2 separate regions of the Homo sapiens genome follow, and region 1 is linked to region 2. A link is an interaction called in ENCODE POLR2A ChIA-PET data of the cell type or tissue named here. Cell type or tissue: MCF 10A. All regions are shown on one strand. Each heading gives the region's core, and the rest is flanking DNA. Links, peaks and the distances in the headings are about the cores only. Region 1 overlaps TATDN3 (TatD DNase domain containing 3). Region 2 overlaps VASH2 (vasohibin 2).

Evidence for each region. Peaks named below come from ENCODE experiments on the same cell type or tissue, not always from the same donor. Only the 100,000 strongest peaks of a DNase experiment are listed, where the experiment ranks them.
Region 1: POLR2A ChIA-PET joins it to region 2 with 5 read pairs; 12 of 35 experiments call an interaction of 5 or more read pairs at or near these places.

The regions. Positions count from the first base shown.
Region 1 is chr1:212,801,600-212,804,519 of GRCh38, reverse strand. It overlaps TATDN3 (TatD DNase domain containing 3), which reads right to left. Exons shown (of 10, transcript NM_001042552.3): 5 at 1,757-1,819; 6 at 91-200. Among named protein-coding and RNA genes, the nearest start is that of TATDN3, 11 kb to the right of the region's middle. In MCF 10A, for the core only: no CTCF peak of the experiment used is centred there; no DNase peak of the experiment used is centred there.
Region 2 is chr1:212,986,742-212,989,602 of GRCh38, reverse strand. It overlaps VASH2 (vasohibin 2), which reads right to left. Exons shown (of 8, transcript NM_001301056.2): 8 at 1-1,091. The coding sequence ends at 1,019. Among named protein-coding and RNA genes, the nearest start is that of ANGEL2, 28 kb to the left of the region's middle. In MCF 10A, for the core only: no CTCF peak of the experiment used is centred there; a DNase peak (open chromatin) is centred at 1,492.

The sequences.
Region 1 (2,920 bases), core at 218-2,717, 190 kb after region 2:
AAAAATAAATGTAGAGTTCCATTTCAGGAGAACTCTGATCATTATTTAATTTGCTCTATAGCTATTAACATAGGAAAATAATTAACCTACACAGGCAAATTTAGTCTTTTGGCTAACTGGATCTGTCTGATTAGGACTTGTCTTTGCTCTTCCTTCTGTTCACCAGTGCCAGCAAATCTGGGGGAGAAATCTAGTCCAACCTAGAGCAGAAAAATAAAAGATATTACATATTTAGGTTTAAGGAACCTCAAAAGAGATCTTTGGATTGATGCTATCCAATAGAAATATATAATGTGAGGCACAAAAGCAAGCCACATAAAAATATTAATTCTAGTAGCCACATTAAAAATATTCACAAAAACAGGTGAAATCAATCTTAATAATATACTTTAACCCAATATATCCCAAATATTATTATTTTAAACATGTAGCCAATATAAAATATTGAGTTATTTTATATTCCTTTTTTTTTGTTTGTTTTGTTGAGACGGAGTGTGGCTCTGTTGCCCAGGATGGAGTGCAGTGGCGTGATCTCGGCTCACTTCAACCTCTGCCTCCTGGGTTCAGGCGATTCTCTTGCCTCAGCTTCCTGAGTAGCTGGGATTACAGGTGCCTGCTACCACGCCCGGCTAATTTTTGTGTTTTTAGTAGAGACAAGGTTTTACCATGTTGGTCAGGCTGGTCTCAAATTCCTGACCTCAAGTGATCAGCCCGCCTTAGCCTCCCAAGGTGCTGGGATTACAGGTGTGAACCACTGTGCCCAGCCTTTTTTTTTTTTCTTTTTGGTACTAAAACTTTGAAATACACAGTGTATTTTACACTTACAACACATCTTAATTCAGAGCAGTCACATTTCAAATGCTCAGAAGCCGTTAAGTGGCCACTATATTGGACGGCACAGACTATAGATGACTCCTCCTGGGACTATTTTGGCATGCATTCTATAATCTATATTCTGAATTTAAGTGTTATTCTTATCTTTTGTCTCTAATTAAAAATGGAATTTATTACCAAGTAATAAAAATATTTCACAATTGGCCGGGCACGATTGCTCAAGCCTGTAATCCCAGCACTTTGGGAGGCGAAGGTGGGTGGATTACTTGAGGCCAGGTGTCCAAGACCAGCCTGGCCAACATGGTGAAACCCCGTCTCTACTAAAAATACAAAAAAATTAGCTGGGTTGGTGGTGCATGCCTGTAATCCCAGCTAGTAGGGAGGCTGAGGCAGGAGAACCACTTGAACCTGGGAGGCAGAGGTTGCAGTGAGCCGAGATTGCGCCACTGCACTCCAGCTGGGATTGTACCACTGTACTCCAGCCTAGGTGACAGAGCAAGGTTCTGTCTCAAAAAAAAAAAAAAAAATTCACAATTATAAATTATTTAAATAAAAAAGTTCTTTAATTACAAACTCTAGCCCATTTAAAGTGTGTTTCTAAATTACTTATGAAGAATTATAGATACTATATTAACTCACCAGAGCAAGGACCCATATTTAAGCATAAGAAAAAAAAAGCAAAGTATTTAGAAATGCTATTATTTTTCTCCAATTAAGGTAGGCCTATGGTAAGGCTTTTGATTGTTTCATCCCCAAGCTTTCTTGCTTATTAAAGAAGTATCAACGAATTATTATTTGGCTAAGTGGGGTGAACATAATTATACAAGTCAGTTATAATCACCAATACTGAACTAAAGATTATTTTCATATATCATATAGAAGTCTGAATTAGAAGCTGTTTGATCAGTTAGTGGGTGTTTACCTCTCCAATTGCCAACAACCGATCCTTATAATTCTCAATAATGGGCAAAGCTACATCCAAATCCTGGGAGAAAAAAAGTAAAATTGTTAAAATGGAAGAAAGGAACTGCTATTTCACAAGCTCCTATTATGTGCTAGGTGCTATGCCATCCTGGTGCTTTACATACATTTAATCCATTTAAGCAGTCAAAAAACTACCAATAGTAATCCTTCTAAAATGGTGAGTACCTCTACCTGTAAGTTTGAGTAGAAACATATCCCATACCCATTCGGGTTACAAGAATATGACTTTTTATGAAGAGCGCCACTTAAACATGGCCTTCTGTTTGGGAGGTATTTCCTGACATTTAGGAGGCATTTGGACATTCTGAAATCACTAAGAAAAAGAGAGGCAAACCACCAGGGAGTCATCTCTGCATGTGAGCTTTGCGATTGCATTGTTGTGTTCTCCCCTTAGAATTCGTCTGGTTGGTGAGTTTATAATGATAATCCCATACTTCCTTTGCACTGTTTTCACTGATTTCATTTGTCTTTATAGCCCTGCTTTGACTACTTGTTCTAGATGCCCAGCAATATAAACAATGAGTATCTCATATATGCTTGTTAAATATTGAAGTAGCTGTGTACCATTAGTTTCAATGATATTACCTTTTCCACTGAGGAGAATTTGCCCTGTAGGGTTCCCTTCTTAGGCAGGGAAAATAAATATATGGAAAATTGCTTCTAGATACCTTTTAGACTACATTGCAAATTTTAGTTTCAGGATATATAAATTGCAAAGCATTTCTCCTGAGGATAATCAGAACAAGAGAGAATTAAGAAAAGGAAGGTAAAGCAGATGATAGAGGAACAGGAGTAGATTTTACAACTATGAGAGAGAGAGAACAAAGATGAAGGAGGGTAAGTTAAGGCCTTGAAATATATTCTAGTAGACTTGAAATATATTCTAGTAGACTTGAAATATATTCTAGTAGACTGGAAGAAGAATTAACATTGTCATGAAAAATGATGGGTATATGACCCTAGATGTCAGAAAAGCTATTTGACAACAAGCTGAGTAGGTTAAACAGTTCCAGGCAAAGCTTTTTCCATATCACACATCCAAACTACTGTATGTCTCTGAGATCTCAGAGGGACTGGAGAAGTAGGAGAAATCACCCAGGAA
Region 2 (2,861 bases), core at 1-2,500:
CACATCTTTAACAGTGAGTCCTCCCTTAGTTTGATTCTTGGCATCCTTCAGAAGAATCAAAGCCTGCCTCAGTTTAAAAATCAGATGAAATGTGAACAGAAAGGTTTTTTGGTTCTGAAGACCTGCTGATCACTCCTGGTCTCTGCCTGAGTGTGTTAATGTCAGAGGTAAATCCAGTACCGCTAAATTTGTATAATAGTACGTGACCTCTTGTGCTTTTTGTTAGAGTCTGCAAAGTTTAAATGTTAGTGACAGAACATAGACTAGCTTCTCAATGTGATATTTTTGTTTCATTTTGAAAAAACAAAAACATCAGTGAATGCTTTAAGAAAGATTAAGAAGGAAGTAACTCCAAGATCCTGAAAATGGTTCTTGTATTGCCAGAAGAATTTCAGTGCTTTTTAGTAAAACACTTGCATATAGTACCTTAAATCTCCTCACGTGTGTGCACCAGGAAAAAACTCCAAACTTGTGGAGATCCCCATGGGAAATACTGGGGAAAGAATACAAATAGAATATAAAAAAACAAAACGCCATTAAGTTTGCATATCTGATGTCAAAATGCTGAGGTAATAACTGCTTAAAAAAAACCCACCCATTTTTGCTTTCTGTTATTGCTGAAAAAGACAGTAATACTGTTAGAGTTACCTTACTATACCAAAAGTTCAAGAGATTATTTCATGAACATTTACTATTGGTGAGGCATAATGTTCAAAGCAAGTAAAAGAAAGTAGGTAAATGGAAAAATATAAAACTTCAGTTACGGTTATCCTTAAGATCTTGAGTGAGGGACATAGTCCAACCCCAGTGGGGCTTATTACTTCAGCCTTTTCATGGTGCCTTTTAGTGAATTTTTTAAAGCTAATGGTTACCACCCACTCAGATTCTATTTCCAGGTGAATCCTTAAAAATAAAATTCACAAGTTCTTAATAAATAGTTGCAGTTCCTCCTGAAGATGCTGGGTAAAGTGCAGAGAGAAGCACCACAGAAACCCTCTTGCTGGCCGGTATGGCTTGGCTAAATTCGGATTTGATAGCCCACTTCATTCAGAGTGCTCAGATCAGCCACCTTCTTTTCAGGCAGTGCAGGCCTAAGGGTAAAAGACAGAAATATGGTGGAGGAGAGGGGATGGGGCAAAGAAAGACAACAGCATTTTCAAGGTCCTCTACTCGGTTTTCCTAATCCTTCTGATATTTGTCTCATCCTCCCATTCCCCCACCCTGCCAGCCTTAGCTCACAACTCTACTTCTTGTTCTTAAGTCCACCTTTAAAGGTTTTAAGGAACATTTTAACAGACTTTCAATGTAGAGTTCAGAAAAGTTTTCAGGGTGTGGAATGAGCTTCTGCAGCTTTAAGCCTGACTTTGGTCACATTATAGCTTTTGAAACCCAGTACTCTTGAACCTTGCAAGGGTCTAAAAGTCACATACACTACAGTAGAGCCAAGAATCTGAGTCAAATTCTCCTTGAAACATTGGCTTCCTAGTGTTCGTGTCCTGGAGGAAGCCCAGGAATCAAAGGTGACTCACGTTCCCAGGGAGCGGTTAATGTTCAGGCTTGAATGTATAAAATCAAGGTGAATCTTAGGATTCATCTGAAAAAGCATGTCAGTGTGGAAAATCACTCAGTGGCAAAACATCTCTTCCCTAGAAACGTGCTAAAGTCACTTCCAACATAAAACTACAACTAAGCAATTATGCAAAGTCATGTGAGAAAGTACTTCAAGCTGGGAAATACAACATTCACATCAATAGCACATCATCTGTCTTCATTAAAGATGCGTCCTAAATGACTTCCAATATACGATTATGCCTAAACAATCTCACAATGTATCTTACAACTTTTCCATTTCTTAATGAGCCTCTTCTCACCTTGGATAAGAGAGAACTGAGATCATGAATCAAGTTTAGGATATTCAGTATGGCTAGTGAGTTCTAATTCAAAAGTTTCACATCCATTTTTGCAAGAAAAAGACATGTTTAGGTTACACATAAACCTTGTTTTTGTTTTGTTTTTGTTTTTGTTTTTGAGACGGAGTTTCGCCCTTGTTGCCCAGGCTAGAGTGCCGTGGCACAATCTTGGCTCACTGCAACCTCTGCCTCCCCAGTTCAAGTGATTCTCCTGCCTCACCCTCCTGAGTAGCTGGGATTACAGGCATGTGCCACCACACCTGGCCAATTTTGTATTTTTGTAGACATGGGGTTTCACCATGTTGGTCAGGCTGGTCTCGAACTCCTGACCTCAGGTGATCTGCCTGCCTCGGTCTCCCAAAGTGCTGGGATTACAGGTGTGAGCCACCGCACCCAGCCGAACCTTGTTCTTAAGTATTAAAAAAAAAAAAAAAGACCAAAAAGAAAATATAATTGTTAGAAGGTTTCTTATTTTATGCCCTTGAAAGATTTCCTAACAGCTAATGGTTTTTCCCTGGCATAAAAGTGGTCCAACTAATTCAATGTTGATAGAACTAGAAATCAACAGCTAGCTTCTAGCTAAAGCACAGCTCAGTGAATGGCATTAATCTCTGCCAGCAATTCCACTACCCCTTTTCTCTCTCTCTCTCTCTCTCTCTCTGAAATGGGAAGGAATAGTCATCAACAGTCTGATCATTCCCTTTGAAACCTGACTGCTCAAGGTGGTCAAGAAACTATCCCTGACTAGGCCCTACTCAAATAACTTGTAACCTTACTTATCTGTTGCATGGGCCTTATTTCTTAGCTTGACCATGTGCCCTCCTTTATCGGTCAGGAATTATGCCTCTTATTTCTTTGTGTCTCTCCCCATAGCGACTGGGTCATACACATGATGCTAATTAACACAGCTGACTGCCAGTAGAAATCCCTACACTTCAGTGTGTAGACTCT